Linked DNA regions of Homo sapiens: region 2 is linked to region 1. Evidence: chromatin loops called from intact Hi-C (ENCODE). Cell type or tissue: right lobe of liver. All regions are shown on one strand. Links, peaks and the distances in the headings refer to the core of each region. The heading gives the core; the rest is flanking DNA.

Evidence for each region. Hi-C counts contacts between places; a loop is a spot of excess contacts. Peaks named below come from ENCODE experiments on the same cell type or tissue, not always from the same donor. Only the 100,000 strongest peaks of a DNase experiment are listed, where the experiment ranks them.
Region 2: a loop joins it to region 1, with 3 times the contacts of the local background. A loop is called at or near these places in 11 of 110 quality-filtered maps.

The regions. Positions count from the first base shown.
Region 1 is chr5:172,681,961-172,696,790 of GRCh38, reverse strand. It overlaps NEURL1B (neuralized E3 ubiquitin protein ligase 1B), which reads right to left. Exons shown (of 5, transcript NM_001142651.3): 3 at 12,653-13,372; 4 at 10,495-10,620; 5 at 5,251-10,110. The coding sequence ends at 9,866. LOC107986479 (a long non-coding RNA gene) reads left to right here. Exons shown (of 3, transcript XR_001742997.1): 3 at 10,254-10,486. Among named protein-coding and RNA genes, the nearest start is that of MIR5003, 27 kb to the right of the region's middle. RefSeq lists a silencer at 6,189-6,248 and enhancers at 12,613-13,113, 13,114-13,614. In right lobe of liver, for the core only: no CTCF peak of the experiment used is centred there; a DNase peak (open chromatin) is centred at 6,430; H3K27ac peaks cover 6,106 bases.
Region 2 is chr5:172,484,834-172,499,663 of GRCh38, reverse strand. All of the region lies in intron 1 of LOC105377727 (a long non-coding RNA gene), which reads right to left. It also overlaps LOC107984004. Among named protein-coding and RNA genes, the nearest start is that of SH3PXD2B, 38 kb to the right of the region's middle. RefSeq lists an enhancer at 14,746-14,830. In right lobe of liver, for the core only: no CTCF peak of the experiment used is centred there; no DNase peak of the experiment used is centred there; H3K27ac peaks cover 1,239 bases.

The sequences.
Region 1 (14,830 bases), core at 2,922-10,921:
GGGCCAGCGTGGCTGCAGGCAGCTCCCCGCTCAGCTCAGTTGGGGAAGGCTTGGTGCTTCCCACGCCCCTCCTGGAATGCGGGGCTGCTCCTGGGAGTTGAGCAAAAGTGTGGCTTTCCCCTTGGAGTCTGAGGTCGGTCAGCCTCCCAGGCCTGGGGCCAGCGCTCTTGACTGGGAACCAAGACAAGCAAGGGGCGGGGGCCTGGGCCAGCCCCGAGGCCTGGCACGACCCCACCAGCAGATCACCACTCCGGTTCATTCTTTGTGGAAGGGAGGTGTGCTAATGCCAGAAATTCCACGCTGGGTGTGGGTGAGGGGTGTACACACTAAGACTCTCCTGTTTGGTAGACCCTGTGTTGGGAGCCGGGGATGCGCCGCGTCACCTGCAGATGCTGCTGACAGTGTCGCAGGGCAGGCTCACTGAGGTGGCACGGGAGGCCCAGGAGGTTGTAGGAGGATGGAGGCAGCCCCTGGCCCAGATGGGACAGGGGAGGGCATGGGCGAGGGGTAGCTGGTGTAGCAGGGTCTAGAATACTCCTAAAAAACATTTAGCACCTGCTATATGCCAGCCACTTTCTGACACAATTTGACACCCCTCTTCCTTCGAAGCTGCAGAAACTGAGGTTCAGAGAGGGTATGTAACTTGCCCAAGATCCCACAGCACAGGCAGGCCTGTCCCCTCAGCTGGAGGGAACTCACCCACCACACTAGACCCCATCACACTGGAAACCCCAGCTCAGAGCTAAGATGCCAGGATGCAGCCTCCTAAGGGCTGAGGGAGGGTGTGGTCTTACAGGGCCCACGTAGGGGCCACGAGGGGGAGGCTCAGAAGGGGGCATCCCCATCGTGCAGCTACAGGGGGCACATTCACGTAAAGTTTGGTATGTGAGAGGCACCCTTAGGAAGCCCAGTGGGGAGGGCAGGTCCTCTGCTGGCTGGGGCAGAGCATGGATGTGAACTCAGTTAGGCCGGCCCAGCCCTCCTAAGCAGGCCCACATGCTCCTGAAAGGATGGCCAAGGTCTTCGCTGGCCAGTCGGAGAGTCAGGAGAGTCAGGCTGTCTGTCTGGGGAGAAGGGTTTAGACCTGGGAAGGCCCAAGCTGAGAGGGGAGGAGGCTGACGAAAGGGGATCAGGCTGCCTGAGGCATTTCGTTTTGATGCATCTCCTCCCCAACACACCCCACTGCTGGGCTTCTGGAAGCTTCTCCATAGGTGTATTTAACAGCCAAGGTCGGGGTTCTGTTCCCATAGCTCGATGCCTGGAATAATCGTGTTTTCCACATCCCTGTGTGGGAGCTTCCAAGAGCTGGGAGATCAGAGCCTGAAGGGAAAAGCAAATATTCCCTGTCCCTGGAATTGAACGGATAGGCATTGTGTGAGTCAGGACACAGCTGATGTTCTTCTAGAAAAAGCCCTTCGAGGTGCTGAATCTGGCTGTTTTTTTCTTGTCCTTTTCTTCTTACTCTCCTTCCTCCTTTCCCTCCCCCTCCTCCTGACAATGTACCCACAGACATGCTGTGATGTGGTGGAAAGAGCCAGGCCTGGTTCAAATCCTGGCCCCACAGCTCCTAAGCAGTGTGATGTGGGGCAGCCCCTTCCCCTCCCTGTAAAATGGGACCGTAATACAATGGGTGGCTGGTGGGAGTCTGTGAAATCACAGCTGCAAATGTTCTAGGCCCATTTGCACTTGGGAACCAGGGGGTCTAGGTCCAAGGACATAATTACAAACAGAAAGCGAAGAAACTTTTTGTCTTTGAGAGGCCATATAAAGTAGGAGAAAGTTACTGATTCCTTCTCAGTCTTGGCTTCTTGCCTGTAAAATGAAGGTAATGATGGAGCCACTTCAGAGAACTGTTGTGAGGATTTACTGATGTCATGGATGTCCTTTGCACACACTAAGTGCTTATTAAATGATCTGGTATTATTATCTTTCTGGAGGATTTCTTGTCCTGCAGGAACTCAGGGAATGAGAAAAAGGGATTTGCATGCACAATAGTGAACCCCCACCGCACCAGGCTAGGTGCACCGCAGGTGGCAGGGGCTGGTGAGGGCCAGCGCACGGGCTGTGTGCACTGCAGCATGGGAGGAGGAATTGGATGTGCCAGGGAACATGGCTCAGGTGTTGGTAAGAACACACAGGGCCAGGAGAAAGAAGGATGCCTAACTGCATCGCTAAATGATCCCGAGCCCTCGTGGCCTGAATTGGATCGTTCCCACAGCTTCAGAAGTGCACTGGTCTAAACATGTCTGTTTAGGGGTCTGCCTTCCCCTCCAGATTGGTTGGTTCTTGAGGGTAAGGGCCATACCATACCTAGTTTTGTATCAGGTGTGGGCATGTGACAGGTTCAGGGATTGAGCTTTTGATCCAAGGAGTCAAAGGAGAGACAGCACTGGGACTTTTCCCGAAACTTTTTTAAAGGGTCACTAAACTGGCATGATATGAGTCACTGGAGGTTGTTCTGGTTGCTGCAAAGGGAGAGTCTGCCTGAGAGTGCCATCAGCTCAGAGGAAGGCAGAACTGAGAGACAGAGGCAGAGGCCTGACAACATCATGTGAATACCCGGATCTAGCTGTTCCTGAAGCTAGACTGATCTGTTCTGGGCGTGAGTCAGTACATTCTGCCCGCTCTTTTTTTTTTTTTTCTTAAATTGGGTTTCAGTCTCTTACAATGCAGTGGGCCTAGATTAATATGACCTTTTTTTCTTTTCTTTTTTGAGATAGAGTTTTGCTCTTGTTGCCCAGGCTGGAGTACAGTGGCACGATCTCAGCTTACTGCAACCTCCGCCTCCTGGGTTCAAGCCATTCTCCTGCCTCAGCCTCCTGAGTAGCTGGGATTACAGGTGCACACCACCACACCTGGCTAATTTTTTGTATTTTTAGTAGAGACGAGGTTTCACCATGTGGTCCAGGCTGGTCTCGAACTCCTGACCTCAGGTGATCCACCCGCTTTGGCCTCCAAAGTGCTGGGATTACAGGCTTGAGCCACCACGCCTGGCCCTACCTTTTTTTCTTTATTCAAAAAAGTTTTGATTATCAGATAGCGTCTGTGAAAATGTTGCCTGGTCCAGTAGAAGGACATAGCGTTGTGGGAAGGAAATCTGGAAGGGGAGAAAGGATCCTGGGTTTTGGACAGACTCGGCCCCTCACTAAGACTTTGGTAAAGGGGTGCGAAATGTGTCTCTGAAAGATTTTGCCTTGACTCTGGAGCAGGCCCACCTGGGGGCCAATCCTACTTTGACTTTGGCCTCCTTGCCTGTAAAATGAGAACACTATTGTGAAGATCCATTGTGAGAATGTGTGAGAACCATGGTTTGTGCTGCTTGATAAATGCTGGTTTCTCTTATCCCATTGCTTCCTAAAACTCAGTGTCACCAAGCCAGGCTCTTCTAACCATCCAGAAGGAGCAGGCCTGGGCAGCTCCCTCTCCTTGTTCACCCCATTCCCCTACTCCCAGCTCCCACTCCTGCTACCACTGCCATGTTCCACCCCAGAAATTTGGGCCCCAAAACCTAGCCTGGAGGAAGCCCAACCAAACTGGTCAGCCTGGCCTGGCCTCTGCTAGAAACGTACAGGTCCTTATCTCCACCGGACTAAATTTGGATCTTAAACTCACAGACAATCAGCCTGGGAATTCCTGACAAATTCCAGCAAGGGCCAGCTGTTCTCTTTGGCTTTTGCAGAGTAGGGAGATCATTTTTTCCAAGTAACAAGTTTAAATGAAAAGTCATACTTGCTCATTATAGAAAATTTGGGAAATTTGGGAAATTTTCTATAATGAGCAAGTATGAGAAAAAGGCACCAATAAGGCCATCACTCAGACACAGCCCTCATGGACATTTCACTCCTTTCTTTCTGGTCTTTCCAATGCATGGGTAGGTTTTTGGGCTGTTGGTGTTTTTGTTTTTTTTTTCATCTGTGAGATCACGGTGTATGTGCAATTTTATATCTTGATTTTTTTTTTAACCACACTTTAACATAAACCCGTTCCTGTGTTACAAACTAACAATTGTTGCTTGGTGCTGGGTGCCAGATGCTGTGCCTGGCACATCACTGGTATGATCTCAATAACATTTACACCCATCCTAAAATCAGGAACTATTATTGTTCTTGCTTTGAAGATGAGGAAGCTGAAGCACAAGGACGTTAAGCATCTTCCCCAATGTCTTGGTGAGGCCTTGGCAGTCTGGCTTCATGCTCATGCCATTAGCCCCATATGTATCGGTATCATGGTTTCCCGTTCCCTACACAGAGGCCTGTTGTTTTTGCCCACGCTGCATTCTTCTTCTTCTTTTTTTTTTTTTTTTTTTTTTTTAGACAGAGTCTCGCCCTGTCACCCAGGCTAGAGTACAATGGTGCGATCTCGGCTCACTGCAACCTCCACCTCTCAGGTTCAAGTGACTCTCCTGCCTTAGCCTCCTGAGTAGCTGGGATTACAGGTGCACGCCACCACGCCCAGCTAATTTTTTATATCTTGAGTAGACGCGGTTTCATGATGTTGGCCAGGATGGTCTTGAACTCTTGACCTCATGATCTGCCCACCTTGGGCATGCATTCTTTAGGACTCATTTTCTCTGGAGATTGCGATTCCCCACTTTCAGCCCAGAGTTCAGACAGGGCAGCTATTGGGTGCAGGTGAGCACCCATCCTGGGTCTGACCAATCAGAGCCCCGTATCTCCCTGTCCTGTGACTGGTTCAGGAGCGGACACGTGATCTGAGCTGCTCCGTGCAGGGAATGCTCAAAGGCAGGATGCTGGTGGCCCTGCAGGAGGCATCTTGAGAACCTGCCTGGGAATGGGGCCAGATCACAGGGCTGAGCGAGAGGGGAGAGGCTAGTCCTGATGCAGCATTTCAGACCCTGGTTCTACCTGCACGTAGAGTGAGTTCTGCTACTGGACTTTTCAGTTCCCTAGTTCTTTATCCCCCTAAAACCTATCCGAGTTGGGTTTCTGTCACTTGTAACCAAGTCTTGGTGAATACACCCTGGTTGTTGGACATGAGGGTTGCTCACAGCTTTTTACCACTCTAGAAAATGCTGCAGTGAATATCTTTACACATAGATCTCATCCTTGATTAGAATGATTTCCTTGTGATTTTCACAGAAGTGAGTTATTTGGCAAAGGCATCAAACATTGTCGGGGTTCTATAGCCATTTTGCAACTTATTTCCTCAAGACTGGCAATGATTTGGATCCTCACCTTCACTCCCCATCAGTGTATGTAAGTGGGATTTTAAAAATTGAGTTCTGAAGACTTTTTTTTTTTTAACAAGCCAAAGTTGTATTTTTTTAAACAGGAAAATTATGTCAATATAAAACAGATAAAAAGACAAAAATCAAAACACACAACACAGAAAAGCACAACACTCAAGACCAGTGCAAACCCTTCCCAACCCACTTCCCAGGTTTTAAAACCTTGATTACAGATCCCCAAGGATTAGACTGTATCGGAGAGGTCACAGTATTGAATCAGAAAAAGAAGACATGTTTTAAAAGGTCTGTACACAGGTAGTGGTGTGTGGGGTGGGGGATGTACACTTCATCACTCCAACATCAAAAAACATGATGCAAAAAGGATTTCAGCGATGACCACAGATTTCTAGAACCCTACCACGTATGCTAGCCCCCCTCCCCATCCACTTTTAAAAGTTGCTTTTAAAAAGGATAAAAAGTGCACAGACACTTTCGTAAGGCACAGACAGATTGTCACACAAGTCGTTTCATTAGGGACTCGGATAAGACAGCGAGACAGTTAAATACCGAGAAATGCCAGGAGGCCGCATGTTCCTGAGCCGGTGCCCCCTGCCAGGACTGGGGCAGGCGCAGGGCCGAGCAATGGGAGGTTATTGCCTCTGCCTCAACTGGACGGACTCACCGGGGTTCTCCTGGGCCTTGGCGACTGATTTCCAGGGCCTGAAAGCAGCAATTAGCCAACCTCCTCACTGTGTCTCCCTGGCAGGACCTGAGGGTGATCACCAACCGGCGGGGCCTCTGGGGGTTCTACTTAACGCCGTTTTGGCAGCAGCTCACTGACTGCAATGTGCCCAGCATTTCCAATGAAGAGGAGGTTCTGTGAAGCGCACAGCAGGTTCTGGTCAAGAAGGCAGCCTTTGGGCACCCACCTCAACAGACCCAAGGCAGCGGATGGCCAAGAGAGCCCAGTGGATTCTGCCCCAAATATCTCATTTCCCTCTTAGTGTCACCTCTGCCAGCATCACAGCTGGGGCACAGTCCTCTCTGCTCTATCCTCACAGCACCTCACACGTACTAGGTACTCAGCAAATGTTTCTGGAGTATCTTTGTGTGCGTTATGTGGTGCTGTTTTATCAAACCCCTGAACACTCATAATCTGATTTCTGGTTTACTCAGCAAACCTCTACTGAGTAACTACTACGTGCTGGCACAGGACCAGCACCGGGGGTCAGAGAAAAGTTCACCCTGTGTCCTGAACACAGTCCATGCTGATTAGTGGCATCGAGGGACTGGAAACGTGGTGCTGCCGTGAGGGGAGCAGCTCCATCCCAGGGGACTCCCCGTTCTGAGAACCTGCTAGGACAAGGAGCTGGATTTGCTTTGCAAACAGCCCAGTTTTTCAGGAGTCTCCGAATGAATGGGCACAAGACCATGAACAACGGGGTGTTTTCAGGTGTCCCCTGTCCTCGCCCTGGAGCCCTGGCTGCTGTGGCCCAGAAGAGCACACCATGGGCAGTGAGCCTGGAACAGCCGAGGGCTGGGTCACGTGAGGGGGTGCTCAGGGGGCTGGGGCCCCGCTTGAGGGGGTGGTGATCACGGGGCCTAGGAAGGTGGTGGGACAAGGCCCCAGGTCCCTTCCTAACTGTGGACACCCCTGAATAACAAGAGAGGGCCCTTGGGTTGGAGTCCAGATCTCTCAGACCTCAGCTCTGCCAGGAGAATGCGGGCAGTGAGCAGATGAGCCTGGAAGGGAGGCCGCTTCTCCTCCCAGGGTGTGGGCAGCGGAGGGGCCTGGCTGGGGCTGGAACCCTCCACATAGGCACAGGTGCCCGGACTCTCTCCAGGTGAGTTTCAAGGGAGAAAACTCACAGTCTCGAGCTTCCTGGGACTTGGAGCCAGGCAGTGGGAGTGTGGGATGTGGCAGCAGACACTCCCGGGTTTGAATCCCAGCCCTGCCATCTCCTGTTGTGTGATCATGAGGTCACTTCACTCACAGGACCTCAGTTTCCTTACCTGCCAAGTGGGATAACACCAGCTTTCATAGATTGTAAGTAGCACAGTTTTTTTTTCACACGTGAACATCTCTGATTGGAAGGAACTGTACAGTTGTAGCATCTTAGTTAAGATTGGCAGCGTTTTTCCCTATGGTATGTAAAACAGTGTTTTATGACCAGCAGTGTCTTTGATGTGACTTATTATGGCAATAAGACCTGCCGCACAGGATTCACGCAGGAAGGTGCCTCTCTAGCCCAGTGCCAAGGCACGCTGTAGGTGCAAAATAAAGTACAGTGGCTCCTTTTCCTCTTTCTCTTGTCCCCTTCTCAAGACAGAACATAGTGGGGACGTGTGCATCTCCTCTGTAGCACTGAGTAACGCTCAGAGCATCAGGAAACGTCTGGTTTTTAGAAGATAAACACTTCCTTACCTCCTCTTGGAAACAGGGAGGCTATTTATAGCAGCTGCAGAGCAGGTTGAACGGGCCACTGACTCGCTTCTTCCCAGGTCACAGGTGGCCAGGAGATGCCTGGTCCACCTCTGGGTCCAGGCCTCAGTCACTGGTTTCCCAGTGGAGGCTGGACGTGACCCCGGCTGGAACCCAAAGGGGCAGCCAGGAAGGGCAGGAGAGTGGAGCTGCTTTCCCCCAGGCCACTGAGACCCCACAGCTTGTGGCTGGGTCGCAGTGTAGACAGGAGACGGTTGTCTGCAGCACCACAGGCCTGGGGTGAGGAGTCCTCCCATGCAGGGCCTGTGCGTGGCCCCGCCCACACCCAGCACATGCAGGAAACCAAATTCAGCCAGGCACCCAGGGCTGCTGGATTCTCAAACTCTTATCTTGGCAAACACTGTGGTTCCAAAAGCTGCTCAAAAGATTCTGCTGCAAAATTAAAATGTGGGAATTTCCCCAGATTTTCTAGGGAAAAGTAAATAATCAGGGATTCTTGATGGGGCAAGAGAGTGGGGACCTTAAGTTGGAATCAGGTCAGACAACTGTGATTACTCCCAGCTAGAGGAGGAACAGGAGGCCCCAAACCACCAGCAGCGCATGGGCACCAGCTGGTCTGTGGGGCTTGATCTGGTGAAGGCCTGGCCCAGCTTTGCTCTGGGCACCCAGACACCCAGCAGTGTTTGTTATATGAATGCATCAACTCCCCTGCCTTCCTCTCCCTCCTTCCCTCCTTCAGCAGGACATGAACAGATTAGGAATTGTACTCCAAATGATACTTGCTTTTTGTAAGGCGTCTCAGGCTTTTTAGAACGTTGTACTGGTCCTCCCAAGAACTCCTGGAGTTGTCAGGTTCTAGACTTCTAATTGGGAACTGAAAAATAGACAGGCCAAGGGACTTCCCTAATGGGACAGCACAGAAGAGGGCAGAGGTGGAGCCCAGAACTGGGGGCAAGAAGGGAGGGACAGGCCTGGGCCAGCCCATCAGCCCAGATGTGATCTGGGAGTCTGCAGAGATGGGCACGGCTGAGGGGGTGGGGCAGGGTCAAGGTCCCAGGAAATACCAGCAGGTAGGTCTGGGAAGGGAGAGAATCCCAGTGCCAGCATTTTTCGTTACTGTCTCGATCATTAGTTAACATACTTATCAGTGAACACTTTAGTAACCAGCGGAGGAAGATACACTGAGAATCAGAACAAAGACCAAAAGTTATAACCAAAGTTATAAAGCCCTCGTTCCTCCTCCTGCCAGCAGGTCCCCTGGGAATGCCAGGCCCAGGGGCCACCACAGGAAGGTAGAGAGCTGTCTGCATCGTGGAGTGGGCTTTCCAGCTCCAGGTGGGTCACCTGCCTCTAGGATTCTTTCTCTCCCACAGAAAAACAGAACTTACTGCTGGTCTTCTCCTTGGAGATAGGGAAGGGCATTACAGAGACTTGCCTCCAGAGACGGAGACAAGGTATGATGTGTGTATTATTAGACAGTCTGGGGGTGAAGGGGTGAAAAGATGACACAATCCAGAGGGGTTGGCCTCGGTGCCCATCACACCCAGCTCTAAGACCCAGTAAGAAATGAAGAAGTGAATTGTTCTTCACCCACCTTCCCCTCAAGGAGTTCATGCTTTGGAGCTGTAAACAATGAGTTATTTTTGCCTCCCCTTAGAAAATCTGAGCATCTCTTTTCTACACCACCCCAGGGAGTTCTGTGAGGGTCAGCTTCATACATTCAAAACCAGCTTATGTCCCATCCCCAGAAAGTGAACAACTTCTAGTCATGCCAATGTCGGGGCTCCGGATTGCACGTCTCCTCCCGGAGCCGGGACCCCTGGTAAAATCGCTACACGTTCATTCTCTCTCTCTCTCTCTCACACACACATTCTCTCTGTTCTCCCTCCCTCCCCTCCCCTTCTCTCACACTCAACCCAACCCCAGCAAGAAGCATTGCACAGACAGAGGACGCTGTTTCCCAGTTGAAAGGTCACCAAGGGACAGGGTGATCTGCCAGGCAGTTCCTGAGCTTGCTCTTGGGACGGCCTTTTGGGGGCAAAGCACTTTGGAGCCAGAAGCAACCCCTGCCTGGGCTGAGGCCCTGTGGGCCTCGCTCCACGACTGTCACACCTTGCCCACCACTGGAGAGATGGCCGCTGCCCGTGGACTCCCTGGCAGCCATGTGGTTGCCCAGCCCAGGGGGCCTTCAGAAAGGTGACCTTGCACCGGCCAAGGCCCGTGGGCAGGCTAGGCTATGGCCTGTAGATCTTAATGACGTCCTTGATGGGCCGCCGGCAGATGGGGCAGCAGGCCCGGGCCTGTCGCTTGAGCCGCAGGCCGCAGCTGTGGCACAGGCACATGTGTCCACACGTGTAGATGACCGTGTCCACCTCGCCATCGAAGCACACCGTGCACTCGCCATTCTTGATGCCTGCCGGCTCCGGTGGGGAGAACACGGGGGACACCGGGGGGCTCAGCGGGGAGCTGGGGGCCGTCACTGCCGAAAGGGAGAAGAGGACATATGTTAACAATGTCTCTCTCAGGTGGGCTCTGTTGGGGCAACCCCGAGAATGCAGGGCTTCTTGCTGGGACCGGTGGGAGAATACTTTTGGGAGATACTAATTTGAGTTTACCTTGCAGGTTTTGCACCTTTCTCTACTCTTCTACTCCCAAACACCAAGATAAAATGCCACCATCGTCACCCTTTGGAATGCCCTATCTAGACACTTCTCCTCCCTCCAGCTGAGCATACAGCTGAGGGAAGGAGAGGATGCGGGGGAAAGGCGGCCACCCTGCTCAGTCCCTGGAAGGCCACTGGCACAGCCGGAGGAGCCAGGCCAGCCGCCAGCCCCTGCCCCTGCCAGGGTTTGCATTTCCTTACCCAGGGATGACTCAGATGCCGAGGAGGACTGGTTGACACTGAAGGTCATATCTGAATCACTATCGTCCTGGGAGCCGCTGAGGGACCCTGATGGAGTCGTGGTCGCAGGGCTGGACTGCAGGGTACCTGAGGCCCAAAGAGATTCCATCAGGGGCAGTGGAAGGTTGGACCTGCCCTGCTAGTCCATGGTTCTTCACTGCTTTGCACCTTAGCTTTCCCGTCTAACGAGAGGACCAGAGGTATCTCCCAGGGTTCTGCTGAGGAGTGAAGAGTGCATCCCAGTGTGGTGCCTCTGTTCTTTGTCTACCAGGCCTCTATTCTCTTCTCTTTCAGAAACAGCCCTGGGATGTTCTTTTGGGATACTAATGTGCCCTCCCTCATAGGATAAGGGCCAGGCCAACAGGAACTTCCACTCTCTGGTCTCAATAGTGGTGGTTCAGGAAAGGGCACATAACCCCCGTAAGGCCCGAGACCCAATTCTGCAACTTTTACTGGAACTACTAGGAAAGAAGGAACTCATTCCATTCATTGGGAAGGAAGCCTGGAGCTGGAAGAGCCAACCCGTGGCAAAGGCCTGCCTGAGAGTGATGCCAACACAGAGGCAAGCAGAGCTTTGAGTTGGAAAGAGAGGTAGGATCCTGCTGATATCCTTCCAGTACCTAGATCCAGCTATTCCTGAACTCACCCAATATACTCCCAGACATTTCCTTTTTTGCTTAGGGCACTTTGAGTGGGGTTTTGCCCCTTGCGAGAAGATCCCTGACTACTAGTGCTCAACATGGATGAGTTTTCTTCCCCAAGCTTGCTGTTGGTTCAGACAATAACAGCTTGTTTCTTAGGATGAAAAGATGCCCCTTCCCTTGCCCTACCTGAGGATGAATGGACAGATAATGGGCACTTCGTCTCGGGCTGAAATGATGACTATGTCTGATGGTTCCTCAAAAACACAAAACAACACAACTTCCCCCTCCCCAAAAAACACTCTGACCAAATAACCACACTGCCACCCGGCTCCTCCTCTGCCCTCATGAAGACAGCAACAGCTGCTGTTGTTACTGTTACCACTGATTAAACCAGTGTCAGGCCCCGCTCAAGGCATTATATGCACATGATTTCATCCTCATGACAACCCCATGAAGCAGGTATCACTCTCTTTCTACAGAAGGAAACAGGCTCAGGAGAATCTGTGATTTGTCCAGCATCTTCAAAGCTGACCAGCGATGTGACCCTGGGATAGTCATTTAATCTCTCTGTGCTCATTATCTTATCTGTAGGTGGGGATAATGATACTGATTTCAATAGAGTCAAAGGGAGGATAAAATTCAATGAGGGAACATATGAGCTGTTGACTGCTTCTTATTGCTTGGACTCTACTTTTTGAGCCATGAAGTTGGAGCCAGGCTCTCTGGGAAGCCTTCTCTGAACATCTCCTTCACTCCACCAAGCTGGGAGAGGAGCCCCCGGCTGTAGCAAATGTCACACCGTGCAACTCTCCTTTAGGGTGTCTGTGAGCTCCTAACCGGCATGGAGTGTGTCCTGTCCTCTGCTGGCCCTATCCTGGTGCCCAGGGCCCGGCCCACAGCTGGTGGCTGCTCCTGCCTATTTGTGGCATGAATGAAGGCAAAAATTATCTCAAAATAGGATGGTTCAGGCCTCCATTCCACTTTCTGTGGACGATACTATTCTTATTTCCTCTTTCATGTGCAGTCGAATTTATTTTTTCCCTACACTTACTGTGCATTACATGTTAAAAACACCCTAATGTAACAAATCGTAACAACGGAACTAAAAATCGCACCGACCATTTACCGAGGGGATATAGCCTGCCAAGCTCGGAGATAAGCCGGTTACCTATCTAGGTCGGTGGTTTACAAAATGTGGTCCAGAGAGCCGCAACGTCAGCATCTCCGGGCACTTGTCGGAAATGCACGTTCTCGGGGCGCACCGTGCACCCACTGAATCCGGAACTCTGGGGTGGAGTCCGGCAATTTTGGACGGGGTGGATCGTGCCCGGGCGCTTAAAGTTGGGAACCGCGGGCTGGCCTCGGGCGGTGCAGCGCCTAGCGAGAGGGGCGGGGCCGGGGAAGAGCGCAGCGGGGTGAGACGGCACGGGACGGGGGAGGGGCGGGGCCTCGCGCACGCGGGGCCGGGGACTCACCGAGGAGACGCAGCTGGCCCGCGACGCCGCCGCGCACGGCGAAGAAGGCCCAGAGCGCCTGCGTGGTGTCGACGCACAGCAGGCGGCCGCGCGGACGCCCGTTGATGCCCAGGAGCACGTCGCCGCCGGGCCGCAGCGTGAAGCTGAGCGCGTCGCCGCCGCTCGGCACGGGCCCGGCGCGCGCCACCACCCAGTACTCTTTGCGGTCGAGCAGCGCGTCTGGGTCGGCGGGCAGCTCGTTGGGCCGTAGCACGCCCGGGTCGCACGACGTGATGCCGAAGGCCAGCGCGCCGGGCGCCGCCAGCCCCGGACGGCCCACCTCCACGAAGAGGCTCTCGCCGGGCCGCAGCGGGCGCTCGGAGAAGACCAGCGTGCGGCCGCCGTCGGGCCGCGGTGCGCAGGCCACTTTGCGGTCGGCCGACAGGCTCACGTCGGGCCCGCGTGTTGCGTGGAAGCGCAGGTCGGCCTCCAGTAGCGCCGGCGACGACGCGGGCCGCGGGCGCTCACGGGGCCCGCACGGAATGGCGGCGGCCGCGGCGTCGGCTGGCGGTGGGCCCGGGGCGCGGCCCAGCGCCAGGTGGCCCAGCTTGGCCACCACCTGGTTGTTCTCGAGCTCGTTGTTGTCGAAGTTGGCCGCGTCGTGGCTGCTGGGCGGCAGGCAGGCGCTGAAGCGGGCCTGGCTGAGGCGCGCGGGCGTCAGCGTGTCAGCGAAGGCGCTCTCTGTGCGGACAAAGGGAGGGACATGGAGGGGGAGAGGCCGCGCGTCAGGCTGGTCGCGAGCCCCTCCTCGCCCGCTGCCTCCTGCAGGCCTCCACGACCGACCCGGGCCTCGAGCAGCCCCCACCCCACCCCGGCTTCGAACTCTCCTTTTGTCCATCTGTGTTATTTAGTGAGTCACAGGAGCACAGAATTGCATTAAGCACCATCCTCGGTTTCCTTGACATGCTCTTACCTTTGGGAGCGGCAGATAAGGCCCTTTTTCCCCTGCCTCCTCCTTTCTCTTCTTCCATCCCTCCTTTTCTCTCCACCCTTTCCCCTTCTCTCCCTCTTTCCGAGGTTTCCATACTTTGATCATTAAAAGGGCATCTAAAAATCGTTTATTGTCCGTCTCCCCAACTAGAACATAAGCTCCAATAAAAAGAGCAAACCTGTACTCGTGGCCTTACGCAACGGGCACTTCTAAGCTTTCGCGCGCTACCTCATTTAATTTACACAACCACTCTGTGAGGCATGTACGGTTACTGCCTGCTATTGAGCTCACAGGGAAACTGAGGCACAGAGGGGTTGGGGAACATGACCAAGGGCACATGGCTACTAAGTGGCAAAGCCCCGACTTGAACCCATGAGTTGAACCCAGGCTGTCTGGCTCTAGAGTCTGGGCTCTTCAACACATGCTGCCTCTGAAAGAAGGGAGGACCTGGGTCTGTCCTCACTGCTGTGTTCACAGCACAGAGCACAGTGCCTGGCCCTGGATAGGTGTTTAAGCATTGACAGAAAAAAGTCTACGGGAGATTGAGTCAGTTGATAAAACTAAATGAAGGGAAAAGAAATTTTTTTTTTTTGAGATAGAGTTCCGCTCTTGTCACCCAGGCTGGAGTGCAATGGCGCGATCTCGGCTCACTGCAACCTCTGCCTCCTGGGTTCAAGTGATTCTCCTGCCTCAGCCTCCCGAGTAGCTGGGATTACAGGTGCCTGCCACCACTCCCGGCTTAATTTTTGTATTTTTAGTAGAGACGGAGCTTTGCCATGTTGGCCAGGCTGGTCCTGAACTCCTGACCTCAAGTGATCTGCCCACCTTGGCCTCCCAAAGTGCTGGGATTATAGGCGTGAGTCAGCACGCCCGGCCGAAGGGAAAGTTCTTTAAAAGTTACAGTTATGAAAATATTTTAAAGTACTTTTTAGTGATTTGAAAAAATGTTCTTCATATGACATAGGTAAAAAAGCAAAAATAGTGTTTATCATTTGGGTAATACAGGTATTCGTACTTTAGTAGATTACCTGTTTATTTTCTGCCTCCCTAGCTGGAATATGAGTCTCTTGAGGGCAGGGTCTGTGTCAGTCTGGTCACCACCATGTTCTCAGGGCTTGGCAAATAGCCTTCACTATTAATAGTTTATTGGATGAATGAAGGAACGACTAAGGTCTAGAAGAGACTGCTATGCTAAATAACAACAACAT
Region 2 (14,830 bases), core at 2,455-10,454, 200 kb after region 1:
GCTTCCCTGGCTAAGAAAGCTGGCTCTGGGCACCTGGAAATACCTGAAGAAGCTGAAAAGACCTGGATCCCAGCATCAGCTAGGTGATCTGTAATGCTGGTCCTAGAGAGGCTGCCTGGGTTCCAGTCCAGGCCCTGCCACTGAGTGGCATATGACACTGGCCATGAGACCAAATTTCTCTGAGCCTCAGCTTCACCATCTGTAAAATGGGAATGACTGTTGTATTCGTCAGGGTTTTCCAGAGAAATAGAGCTGATAGGAGGTAATGGATAGAAATGTAGACTTATTTTAAGGAATTGGCTCATGTGGTTGTGGGGGCTGGTAAGTCCAAAATCCGTAGGGTGGCCCAGCAGGCTGGAAACTCAGAGAGGATTTCCTTACTACAGTTGAGGGAAAATTGTTCCTTCTTCGGGAAACCTTGGTGTTTGCTCTTAAGGCCTTCACCTGACTAGGTGAGGCCTACTCACATTATCAAGGGTAATATTTTTTACTTAAAGTCAACTGATTATAGATGCTAATCAGGTCTCACTCTGTCACCCAGCCTGGAGTCCAGTGGCATGATGATAGCTCACTATAGTCTCAAACTCCTGGCTTCACAGCAATATCTAGACTAGCAGTGGACCAAACCACTGGGCGCAGTAGACTAACCAAGGTGACAAAACCATCACAGCAGTCATACCCCACAGGAAAGTGGTGAGAAGAGGGTTGGGCACAGCATGGAAACAGATGCAGTCAATGCAATTGAGTGCTAGCTGCCATATTGTTCACTGCGCTACCGTGGGGTGTTTCTGTGTTTGAGGAGGCATGAGAGCAGTTACACAGGGTGCCCTGAGCCAGGCCCTGGAGGGACAGAGGTGATGAGGTCAGGGTATGAGCCCCTGAAGAGCTCAGAGGAGGGGCTGAGAGGGACAGAAACGCAGAAACTCAGACCACAGTCTGTGGCAACACTGAGAGAATGCCTCTGACTGGACAGCACGCAGAAGCCTGTGGAACCCCAGCCAGTAAGAAGTGAGCGAGGGACGGCTTCTCAGAGAAGGGTACAAAAATGACTTGTTTTAAATTATTTTAAAAATAAATAAAGCAGGCAGGGGCACAGTGGCTCATGCCTGTAATCCCAGCACTTTGGGAAGCCAAGGCGGGCGGATCACGAGATCAGATCGAGACCATCCTGGCTAATACAGTGAAACCCGTCTCTACTAAAAAAAATACAAAAAATTAGCCAGGCATGGTGGCGCATGCCTGTAATCCCAGCTACCCGGGAGGCTGAGGCAGGAGAATCGCTTGAACCTGGGAGGCAGAGGTTGCAGTGAGCCAAGACTGCACCACTGCACTCCAGCCTGGGTGATGGAGCGAGCCTCTGTCTCAATAAATAAATAAATAAAGCAGAATTAGCCAAGTGAAGAAAGAAGAAAGGGCAAAAGAATAGAGGAACATTCCAGGCAGACCAGCAAGCACTAAGCCTTGGAGGTGTGAGAGAGGCAGGGAACTGGCGTGATGGGGGGCCAAGTGCTGCGGCTAGAGAGGGCTGAGGGACCCGGTCACTCCGGCGTGGTGGGCCAGGCCGAGGAGTCGGCCTTCCTCTCCACAGTAACACAGCTTGCACAAGCACTCACTATGTGCTAGGCACGACACTGAATAGGCCTCACAGGAATTGCTGATTTTCACCCCTGCTCTCATAGGAGGTAGGTGCTATTAGCATCCCTGTCGGGTCATTGCAAAGCCACGCAAAGCTAGAAGTGGTGGGCTGAGATTCAAGTCCACACCACTGGCTCCAGAGATGAGGGGGGTGACAGGGGGCTGGGGGTGAACATGGGGATGCTGGGATGGCTGGGCAGGGTTTAGATTGCTTTGTTGAATTTCAGGCAATGGGAACAACCGAGGTAGAGGGGTCAGTAGCACTTGGAGACGCGAATGCTGGAGACACAAATTCAGACCCACCATCAGCAGCAGAAGTTGGCCATGCTCTCAGCAATGCTCACCCAGCACGTACCAGCCTAAATCCTCCCCAAATCCCTGCAGAAGGGGTATAATCATTTTCATTCCAAGATGAAGAGACTGAGGCTCTCACCCAAGCCACCCCTGGCTATAAAGGAGGCTGGGAATACAGAGGGCCCCAGGCTGTCTGCATCACCACCCTGAGTAGAATCAGGGTTCTGTAGGCAAGGATGACTTGGGAAATGGGTATCGGGTTGGAAATTGACAGCATCTGCTCCATGGAGGCTCAGAGAGGTCAGATATTAGCCCAAGTGACACAGCTGATACATTTCTACCGGGGTTTAAACTCTGTCCAATGTTGTCTGTGCACCCCTTCCCCGGACTCAGCTGCCTTCCAGGAACTGATCTGCTCAGCATTGCACTAAAGCCAACCATTCACTCACGCATCCCGGCTCTTTCATTCCTTCACCCCCAGCACTGCCTGCCAGCACTGGGCTCCGGCCATCTGCCCTTGATTCTATGAGCACTTCCTGCCATGGGCTGTCCTGCTACAACGGCTCTAAAGCTCCCTTGGCCACAGTCCATGCATGCCCAAAACTCTGATTCCTGTTTTTATCTGTCATTCTTTCCAGGTTCTCTGTTCTCCAACCCTTCCTCCCCCACCCCTTCTTTCCCTAGAGGCTTCCTCAGCCCCAAAGACCACAGAGAATGAATGACATCATCTGAGCTCAGACCTCGCTGGGCCCAATTATCAGGCTATAAGTGGAAGCGCCCTACATTTTCCCACAGGAAAGTGCCCTCCCACACTCCCGACTTGCTGCTCCTGGGGACCTTGGCAGAGTCCACAGGCTCTGGCCTGAAGAAAACCGAGCCCCTTCCCCATGGGCACACTGTTCAGGTCTCTTTTCTATCCACTGGGCTTTGGAGACATTCTCAAGCTCCCAACCTGGGCATGAGGCAGCTTTCTGTAGAAGGGAGGCAGTACCATGGGATCATTAAATCAGCCGCGTGGAAGCCTTTTGGACCTACCTACACTGGCGTCCAGCTCCTCCTTTTTCCACCTCTGTGACCTTGGCCAAGTGGCTTCAGGGTTCTGGGATTCTATTGTCTCATTTTAAATTGGAGAAAATAACAGATATCATATCATTAAATCCTTTTAACAGTCCTCTGAGGTACACATATTATTCCCATCTTAAGATGAGTAACTGTATTAGTCTGTTCTCACGCTGCTAATAAAGACATACCCGAGAATGGGTAATTTATAAAGGAAAAAGGTTTAATTGACTCACGCTCCACATGGCTGGGGAGGCCTCACAATCATGGTGGAGGGCGAATGAGGAGCAGTCACATCTTACATGGTGGCAGGCAAGAGAGCATGTGCAGGGGAACTCCCCTTTATAAAACCATCTGATCTTATGAGACTTATTCAGTATCACTAGAACAACACAGGAAAGACCCACCCTCGTGATTCAATTACCCCTCATCAGGTCTCTCCCATGACACATAGGAATTATGGGAGCTACAGTTCAAAATGAGATTTGGATGGAGACACAGCCAAACCATATCACTAACCAAGGACAAAGAGTTAGACAACTGTACAAAGCCACAGTTTGTCAATGGTGGCACCAGGGCCTGGATTAGAACCCCTGATATCAGGAGATTTCTGAACTGCCGAGGAGTGTCTGGAAGCTCATTCACTGGTGAAGGTGGGAGGGTGAGGGGGGAAGGTTCTTAGCTTCCAGACTTGGCTTGGGGCAGAGGGCAAGTTACTTTCTTGGGGACTCAGCTTTTCCAGCTGTAAAATGGGGATGACAGTCCTTGCTTCAGAGCTGCCGTGAAGACCTCAGGAGGTAAGGCTTCCTGGATCTCCACCATTCCTGCATTGCAGGCCAGTTTTCAGCTCCCCTGTGTTATTCACTGATGACTTTTTCTTCTTTAAATAGACTAAGATTTATTATTCAAATATATGTATTGAAATGAAATTCCCTATCACTACCATAAAAAGAAGACCAGGCACATTCACTGTAAATAACAGGTAACCATGAAAATAAATACAGTGAAGCCAAAAGTCGGGCTTTCCAGCTGCAAAAGAGTGTTAAACGGGTGTTTAAAGACCTGATTTCACTGACCTGCTGACCTGACCTGCCCTGGGTCCCCTTCCCACCCCTTCCTGACTCCTGGTTGGTGCTCAGAAATGGAAATGTTAGCTCCCCTCTTCCACCCCAGTCCCTCCCAGAACAGGCTACTCACGGGAAGAAGCTGGCCTTCCTCCTCCAAAGGGCAGAGCAACCACAGCAACAAGCAACAACCTCCAATTACACTCAGATGCCATCCCTACCATCACTTACCGCCTTGAAAGAGGGCTGAGGTTTACTGCTGACCATAACTAAACGTGGCATGTGGCGTGGCAGACCATGGCACGTTGTCCCCAGCAACTGTCCTGAGCTTTCTGACACTGGAGCTAAATGGCTCTCATGGGTGCTGGGAACCTGCTGTGCTCTAAAACATCTTTGGCTCCCCACTGCCTGGAGGAACAAATCCACCTCAGCCCTCCAACTGTATCCTCATTGTCCTCGGGGTATATTCTCAAGACTCCTTCCCCTAAATCTGAACCTTCCCTTGACTATCTTGTAGGCTGAATGCCCTTAGGCGAAGCACTCAAACTCTCTGAGTCCCAGAGCTCCAGGAGGGCAAGATCCCCTATTTCATTGGCTCCTCCAGAGGCCCTAAGAAGAGAACGTCCCTAGGCAGCAGTGCCTTGCTTTCCATGGGGCTGTGATCCCTCTGGCAATGTTAGCACGTGGTTTTCCAGTCTGCACTGGCTTCCCCAGCTGGGCCCTCTCTGCTCACAGTGCTTGTCCTCTACTGCCTGTGACCTCCCTCATGCTTGGCTCTCAGCTTAGGGTCACCTCCTCCAGGAAGTCCTTCCTGACTTCAGACTGGCTCATGTCCCTGTTACTGCTCCAAAAACAAGTGTCCCCTTCAGAACACCACTTTGATTATCTAAACTGCAGTCCCTGCTCCTAAGCTCCATGTAGCCCAGAGCTATGTCACTTCTGTTGCTCCTCTGGCCCCAGCACCTCTTCCAGAGCCTGGCACAGGATCAGAGCCCAAAAATGGATCCTGTCATTAGAATGTTGGTACTCATCAGCCTGGGGGAAACAGGTGGTGTGTCCACCTCTCTATCTTACTCCTGTTGTCTGGATGGTGCATGTCCTTCTCCTTCTTTGTTTTTTTTTTTCCTTTGGTTTTTTTTTTTTTTTTGAGACAGAGTCTCACTCATGTCGCCCAGGATGGAGTGCAGTGGTGCGATTTCGGCTCACTGCAACCTCCGCCTCCCAGGTTCAACCAATTCTCCTGCCTCAGCCTCCCAAGTAACTGGGATTACAGGCACCCGCCGCCAGGCCCGGATAACTTTTGTATTTTTAGTAGATACCATTTTTAGTTTCGCCATGTTGGCCAGGCTGGTGTCAAACTCCTGATCTCAGGTGATCCACCCGCCTTGGCCTCCTAAAGTGCTGGGATTTCAGGCGTGAGCCACTGCACCCAGCCCTTCTCCTTTTTCTCTGCCAGTACACACCCCTATCCCATCTTGTCCCATTTACAAACCTTTTTTCTTTGGATCCTCACAGCCTCCCTGTGAGGCAGCAAAGCAGATTTCCATTGGATTTTAGACACAGAAACTGAGGTCCAAGGAGCAAACATGACTTGCCTGAGCTCCCAAATCTAAGAAGTGTCCAGACCTTGAAGCAAACTAGAACCCCTATTTTGAAACTCAGCCCTGAGTTCAGCTTTGAGCTCCTGGGCTCAAGTGATCCTCCCACCTCAGCCTCAGAGTAGCTGGGATTACAGACTTCAGCCACAATAGCAGCCTAACATCTAGTTCTAAATGGCTCCAACTTCATTCTCACTTTAAAGAATCCCCTTTTCCATTCTCACGGGTGCTCATCTAGTAAGGAGTCAAGAAGGTGCTAGAATGCAATTTCTCACCAGAGACTCCCTGGTCAGCAGGGCTCGTAGTTCCCTATTACAGGCTGATAGTGCTAATGGCTTCACAGGTTGTCCAAGGTTCCTGGAAGACCCAGAAGCCAGAAGAAGGGAAGGGGCGGGGGTATAGCTCAGGGGTAGAGCATCGGACTGCAGAAGAAGGGAAGCTGGAGACGCAAGCATCCATGGATAAAGCTGGAGACGCAAGCATCCGTGGATAAAGCTGGAGACGCAAGCATCCGTGGATAAAGCTGGAGACGCAAGCATCCGTGGATAAAGCTGGAGACGCAAGCATCCGTGGATAAAGCTGGAGACGCAAGCATCCGTGGATAAAGCTGGAGACGCAAGCATCTGTGGATAAAGCACACCACTGCCTCTTCAGGGAGGGGTTGAGAGGCTCGTGGTCTGGAGGGGGTCCCAGCTGCAGACATGTGAGAGTCCTCAAAGACCTGCCCTGGGCTAAGAGCATTGTCTCAACATCTGGCTCCGGTCTGCTCCGCTTCCAGCTGTGTGGACTTGAGTAAGCCTGGCCTGGCTGAGCCTCAGTTTTCTCATCTGTCATGTAGGATGACAGTATGTGTGCCTCCTCCCAGGGCTGTGGAGGGGCATACGGTAAACAAGATCATGTGCATATCTCTCAGGCCAGGCACAGGGCATCACACTGAAGGAATGACAGGAGGCCAGGCGCGATGGCTCATGCCTGTAATCCCAGCACTTTAGGAGGCCAAGGCAGGTGGATCACCTGAGGTCGGGTGTTTGAGACCATCCTGGCCAACAGGGTGAACCCCCATCTCTACTAAAAATACAAAAATTAGCTGGGCATGGTGGCGTGCACCTGTAATCCCTGCTACTGCTACTCGGGAGGCTGAGGCAGGAGAATCGCTTGAACCCAGGAGGTGGAGGTTGTTGCAGTGAGCTGAGATTGCACCACTGCACTCCAGTCTGGGCGATAGAGCGAAACTCAGTCTCAAAAAAATAAAAGAGAAAGAAATGACAGGGATGAGGCAGAGAGCGGTGGCAGCAGCTCTTCAGGTGTGTGAAGACAGACTTGTGGGCCCCTCACCCTTTCCTTCCACAGGCTGGGAGTCCTCGTTCCTCCAGTGGTTCTTCAGGAGGGAAGGAGACCAGGAAATCTGGAATGATCTGACCTGGAAGGGAAGGAGGCCATCTCGGGCACTCTGCGGCCTCAGCATCTCATATTCCTCCCAAAGTCTCTTTCCTTACTGTGGCCTCCAAGGGCCCCCACCTCTGGTCCCAAGCCCCAATCTAACCCCATCTCCTACCACTCTTCATGCCCTACACCAGACCAGCCTCCTTGCCGCACTTCGAACACACCAAGCAGCCTCCAGTCTCCGGGCCTTTGCACTTGCTGTGATCCTGCCTAGAATGTTCTTCCTGGACCTTTAAAGTTCAGTCCCTTGCTTCGTTTAGGCCTCAGCTCAAATGTCACCTCTTCAGAGAGGCCCTTCCTGGCCACCCCATCTAAACTAGCAGCCCGTCCCTGCTACGGGGGTTTTTCTGCCCACTGTCCCCAACCCCAGGCTGCACAGCAGTCAGGTAAGTTGACAGACCCCATTGCGGGGATGACCTGTGACAGGCCTAGCCACTTACAGTGCCCATGGCCCTGCATGCCATCTCGTCTCTTATCTTCTCTTTTCCCTCAGCCCATCCGTTAGCACTTATCCTTCCCTAAAATTATTTCATGCATCTATTTACATGCTTGTTAATTGTCTGTTACCTCAGAAATAAAATATAAGCCCCACAAGGGCAAAAGCTGTGCTTTGTTCACTGCGGTACCCACAGCACACAGAGCAGCAGTGGATGCCCAACAAATACTGACTCCCCTTCAGATGAGCACATGCCTTTCATTCATCCCTAGTTTGGCCATTTCATAGCAGTGAGACCTTGGAAAAGTCACTTCTCCCTGCCTCTCAGTGTTCTTATTCATACAGTGTGGCTAACCACCCCTTACGTGCAAGAGTGTCACCACTGCAGGACGCAGCTGTGGGAAGAAAGGCCCTGTGCTGTGTACAGCAGGTCCTGCTTGCCCCGCCTTCAGTGCAGATCCTCTAGGAACAGGTGACACGTGTCACCTCAACGCTTTTGCTTAGCTCGGGGAGGGAACCTGTATAGAAGGGCTTCTCACCATCACCCCACCCTGCTCCCCAGCTGGGCTTTTTGCACGGGTTCCTGCAGACCTCATGAATAACTGATGATGCGTGGGTCCCTTTCTGATCTTCTCATAGTCCCTAGGGAAGAAAAGAAGTCTCTGTCTTGTTTTGATCCCTTGACTTGGCCTCCCTGTCTGCAGGTGAGTCACCCTGTCTTCATCCTGCAGCTGCTCCCAGCAGATGACCCGAGGCCTCCCCTTGGAACCCCAGAAGCAGGGCCGGGAAAAGAGCCTCCCCAGAGTGTGGGTGGCCAGTAGGCAGCCGGGCCTCAGGAGCAGCATGCCCAAGCTGGCCTGGCATTCTAGAAGCAATTCCTGCTCACCTGCAGATGCCAGGCAGAATGCCCATTCCTTCCCAGGCACCCTCAGGCCCAGTCCTGAGACTAAGCCAGGAGCTACCTGAGGAAACACATGTGCCTAAGGATGGACCGTCTGTGCCCCTGTGGGGAGCCATGCACAGTTCCTGGGTACTGACCAGGGACAGCCACCGTGTTGGACGCTTCACATCTTGTCTCATTCCTTCCCCCAAGCCCCCTAGAGAAGCAGGGTGGTTGGTCTCATTACACACCTGAGGAGGCAACAGAGAGGTGAAGTAACTTGCCTAAAGTCACACAGCTGGCAAGTGGCAGATCTCTCTGGCTCCATATCAGCAGGGAGACATGCCACACATTTCGGGAGAGCTTCTGGGACTGCCCACTCTATCAGGCCAGGGCCTAGAGTCATGCTTGACTAGCGAGGGCCCAGCTAGTTCCTTGACAGCCCCCACCACCCACCCCAGGACACAGAAGAGACATTGCAGGAATGACCCCCGCCATGGCCCATACTTCACCCACCTCCACTTAGGAGCATTTATTTACCCCTGCCTCTTGCAATGAATCACACGCCTGGCTGATCACTCCCCTAAGCTGAGCACTCCCCTGGGAGTCAAAACCCCTGAATTCTGCCATCAGCTCTGGCCCCGAGCTGCTGTGTGACCTGGACAAGTCATAACTTTCCTGTTTCCTCGCTCATAAAATGATAGATTTTGATATTCTCTCTTGGGAAATCTAGGTTCTAAAAGCAACAATCCCCGTGGGGTGATTTTTATTTTTATCTTTTTTGTTGTTGTTTGTTGTTGAGATGGAGTCTTGCTCTCTTTGCCTAGGCTGGAGTGCAGTGGCACAATCTCGGCTCACTGCAACCTCCGCCTCCCGGGTTCAAGTGATTCTCCTGCCTCAGCCTCCCAAGTAGCTGGGATTACAGGCGCCGCCCTCATGCCCAGCTAATTTTTTTAATTTTAGTAGAGACGGGGTTTCACCATGTTGGCCAGGCTGGTCTCGAACTCCTGATCTCAAGTGATCCGCCTGCCTCGGCCTCCTAAAGTGCTTGGAATACAGCCATGAGCCACCACACCCGGCCACCACAGGGTGATATTTAAAGCACTGGGGTAGTTGCACCTCTCCCCCCAGGTCAGGTAGCCCGACTGTGGGGTGCGTGTGGACGCAGGAGCCTCCATCCTCACCTATGATCCGACACCCGCTTCATCTTCCAACCTCGCGGGCACACGGAGAAGGCTCCATGTTCCTGTTGCCTCAGGGGCGCAGGGCTTTTGCCGCCCACTGTCCTTGAGGCAGTCAGGGAAATTGACTGACCCCACTCCACGGTGGACTTGTGACTGGCCTGGCCACCTCAAGTGCCTATGCCCCAGCTGAGCTGGCCCGCTCCAGGGAGAGCCTGTGACCCTAGATGACCCATCAGAAGGAAACTCCAGGCTTTGCTGGGAATGCTGCAGAGAGGTGCCTGTTCTTCCCACTCGATGCGAATGAAGGAAGATGTAGCTCTGGGTGCTGCTGGCAGCTGTCTTGGGACCAGAGGGAAGGTCAACCCAACCACAGGGGCCCCGCTGAAGAAGCCAACCCCTGAAATGGAGAGAAACTGAGAAGTCCTGGAGGATGCTGCCTTGGACAGCAGAGCACATGAGCTTTTACTCTGTCATTTGCAACCAAAGAACCCTGATACTGACTGATATGGTTGGGATTTGTGTCCCCGCCCAAATCTCATGTTAAACTGTAATCCCCAATGTTGGAGGAGGGGCCTGGTGTGAGGTGATTGGATCATGCGGGTGGATTCCCCCTTGCTGTTCTCATGATAGTGAGTGAGTTCTCATGAGATCTGGTTGTTTACAAGTGTGCGGTACCTCCCCTTCCCTATCTTCCTCCTGCTCCGGCCCTAGGATGATGCACCTCCTTCCTCTTCACCTTCTGCCATGATTATAAGTTTCCTGAGGCCTCCCCCTAGCCATGCTTTCTGTACAGCCTGCAGAACCGTGAGCCAATTAAACCTCTTCTCTTTATAAATTACCCAGTTTCATGTATTTCTTTATAGCAGTGCGAAAATGGACTAAGACACATGCAGATGATCAACACATATGAATCAATGAAGTTTATTCCAGAACTCAATACCTCCATCTTACATGTGGTAGGGCCCTTGAAGAGCAGGTGAGCTGAGGCTGGCTAAGATCCTGCAGTGTGCTCAGGACACAGCCTGCTACTGCCAGGTAGGAAACATGAAGTGCTCAGAGTCAGGAAGTGTTGAGCCCAGACTGGGGCCCACGCTGACCTGAGCATAATTCCACAGAAGCACGGGAAGTGGGTTTTCCTATCTCGTTTGGTCAAGAGGCCTATTCATATCTAAAGATGGTCTCTTTTTCCCTTCCAGACTGGTCACCAGTTCTACTTTTTCCACATGGTTGGGATGTCTGATAGACTTCTGTTGGGGAGGGCATCAGCAGCTTCCCAGTGGCTGTGATCCAAGCCCCCAACATGGGCCTCCCCACTGAGGACCCTCGAAGGCCCACTCCCACATCACAGCTCGCCATTTCTTCCCAAGGGAAGTTCTGAGGAGTCCCAGCCCTGCCCTCTCCCCTCTGGATTTCCACAAAACCTTCTCCTCCCGCTTCTCTTCTCTCTGGGGCCACACGGCCACCCAACAAGGCTCCGATCTCCAGGGCTGTCCCTCCCAGGAGTGCCTCTGATTGGCCACTCCCCTCTCGGCCGTACCCCCAAGCCTCCCGTCTGAGGCACTGTTAGGAACAGAGGCTCGTTCAGGCGTCTGACACCGCAACAGAGTGCCAGTCACGAGGCCATGCCTGGAGATGGAAGCCAGGCAGACTGGGGACCTCGCAGACACCTGCCATGCACCAGGCAGGGGGAAACCATGAGGAACAGGACAAAGATGGAATCACCACGCGGAGTTTACAGCCCAGCAACCGCAAACTGTCATCACCCCATGCATACAACTGGCTGCGGTCATGTTTAACCCTCCTCCACACACACCACCATCACAGAGTTCTATGAGTCCAAGTAACTCCATATAAACACCTAGGAAAAGGTTTGGAAGGATCTGCACCAAACTGTTAACAGTGGTTACCCCTGGAGGGGGGGGCTGTTCAAAGCGACTTTAGCCCATCTACGGTGCTTGCTTTTCTTCCTGAACTCCCTTTCCCATCGTGGAGAATGTATTCTTATTTTATTCATGCTCCTAAAAATTAATTTTGAAAAACTAGCAAATATGCAAACATTGTTAAATAATGAAAACTGTGCGTTTTTCTGGGAAGAGCGTGTCCAGGGTGCTGACTGCTTATCTCAAGACAAAGAGTGGGAAGTGACGAAGCGGAAGCACCCCACGCTCTGAAGAGGGACGCAGGGGCTCCATCCCTACCTCTGATCGCTTCTCTGGGAGGTGATGCACCCCCACAGGCCTTGCCCCCAGGGCTCGGGAATTTCCTGGAAGCCTGAGGCATCATGAGAAAAAGCATCTTCTCATGGCCTTCCTTCGGGCAGAAGGAGTTGAGTGAATGTCTTTTAATTAGCATTTTTATCATTTTTCTGTATTTTATAAAATCCAGTGTGTGGTGGGGGAGCGGGAGCAGGGTGAGGCTTCAGAGAGGAGAGGCCAGGGTTTCACAGGGTTTGATACCCAGGAGAGAAATGCTTTCTGGACAAATCCAGCCTCAAGGCCAAACAAGCCTTTGGAAAACAATTTTTAAAAAATATTATGTATCCTGTGTTTTAACGACAAAAGTAACACATGAAAAGGTTCTCTTAACAATTGGAACAATCCTGATGAAGTGAAGGTCCCCTGCCCCACACTCCCCATCCCGTCCCCTCTGAAGGTTGACCATCCTACTCCATTTGGCTAACATCCTTCCAGAACTTTCTCAAAGCCTTGATAGCCATACCTGGACCTACTGAAATAGGAAATCTTGCTTTGCCTCTGTTTTTTAATAAGTACATGCTGTACACGTTCTCTTACAACTTCTTTTTCTCTTAACAAGTCTTAGAAATCTAAGTTGGTTCACACAGATCTTTTTTGTTTTTTTAAATATGACAAAGGACTATAGTATTAATGTGCCATACCTTATTTAATACTATTTAATACGGTATTAATAATAATTATTATTATTATAAATATAAGTATAAATAATAATATTTAATACGATTAATACTATTTAATACGGTGATTATTTAAAACAAAATGCTTCACTGATTTACAAAGAAAAGAAGCCTCTGCCCCTCCACCACACTTGCGTCTCTCACCTCAGTTTTCTCACCTGTGAAATGGGGGCATTTGCCTAAATGATCTCTATGGCCATTTGCACAGCCTGTGATTATAAACATTTTCCCTGCCCCATACAGATGCCCCTGTTGAAGTTCCCCCTGCTGTGTCTGGTTTCCTCTGGGACCCTGGCTTTCCCAAGTCTGTCTGTGAGTCAGCCGAGGACCCCTCCTCTCCTTGTCCTGCCCCCTCTGCCCTGACTTCCAAGCTCACTCCAGCAACTCTGACAAGCCTGTGACAGGAGAACACAGGCGCGCCCTCCGAGCTCCCGCAGCTGCCTTAAAATAGCAGCTTTGTCTCACTCCATGCTTTTCTGACGCAGCCACGCTTGGTCCTGTCTGGAACTGTCTGGAAACAGAGACAACGGGCCCATCACCGTCACCAACTCTCAGAACATGGAGGCCTCATACAAAGGACAAATCTTCTGCCCCAATGTCCTTTCTGATCAACGCCAAGGGGCGGGGGACTCAGGCAGAAGAGAGAGGCTGGAACAGGCCTGACTGCACGCTCCCACCTGCAGTAGGGGATGGCCAACGCTCTTGTCCTTCTGCCCTCCAAGAGGGTTGTCTAACCAAGGCACTGAGTTTAGGTTTGACTCAGCACAGCTCTGCTTCCCACGAGATAATAATATATTCTATGAGCCCATTTAGTGACACAAAAACCCCATGAGGTAGGTTCTGCTGTTGCCTCTACTTGGCAGATAAAAACACTGAAACAAGTACCCCAGGTAAACACAGCTATTCAGGGGCAGAGCCGGGCCCAGGCCCAGGCAGTCTGTACTCCAATTCACTATTCTATATGTTCTCCATAACCTTTTGGAGGGATGGAAAGGACTTTTCAAATTGAGAGTGGTGGTAATAAAAGGACTTACCTCAGAGGACCATGGGGTATGATGAAAGAGCCATTTATGGAGACTGGGTTCCAATTGCAAGCTTCTTCTCACCACAGGGCCTTTGCATATGCGGCTTCCTGTGCCTGGAACATCCTTCCCATCCTACTCACCCTTCTGCCTATCCTCCCTTTGCCTAACTTTTCCAAGGCTAACTTCCTTTTATCTTTTATGTGAGGCAGCAGCCAGAGTCACTCACTCACTCATTTCATTCATTCATTTGTTCATTCATTCACTCACTCACAAAGTATGTATTATGCACCTTCTATGTGCCTGGCATTGTGTTATTGACAAGATAGACACAGCTCCCGCCCTGGAGAGGCTTATGGACCACAGCTGATTGGAAAGTGCTCAGCCAAGAGACTGGCACATAGTAGGTCTTCAGTAAACAAATGCAGACTTGGAGTAGTTATGGCAATGCACAGTTGAGGACATGGAAGTGGGAGAACTCTGTTCCTGGGAGAGCACTCTTGTCACCTCCTCACACCCTGCTCCATGCTTCTGGGCACCGTCTTTCCAAGATGGTGAGAATGGAAACTGCCTTCCACTCCCCAAGCCATTTCACAGAAAAATTACTGCAAAACCTCCCAGATCATCAACAGGACCCAGGCTGCTCTGAGTCCTCCATGCTACAGTTGTCATAGCAGCCAACCGGGTTCTCACCCACCCCAGGATCCTATTCATTTTCTTGATTCCACCAAATTCCCTGAGGCCATTCTGTGACAAGCCCCATGCCAGGTCTCAGAGTTACAGAGGAAATTAGACACTGTCTTGAATCCAGAGACAACCCAGTAGGAAGGAGTCTCAAAGAAGATTGGTGGACTTGATCCCCCACACACATGCACACACACACGAGCATGCACACAGCACACACATGCACACACACACGAGCATTCACACGGCACACACATGCACACACGCACGAGCATGCACACGGCACACACATGCACACACGCATGAGCATGCACACAGCACACACATGCACACACACAAGCATGCACACAGCACATACATGCACACACGCACTAGCATGCACACAGCACACACATGCACATACAAGCATGCACACAGCACACACATGCACATACAAGCATGCGCTCACACACACAAGCATGCACACATGCACGAGCATGCACACAGCACACACATGCACACACGCACGAGCATGCACACAGCACACACATGCACACACACACGAGCATGCACACAGCACACACAGGCACACACACACACAAGCATGCACACAGCACACA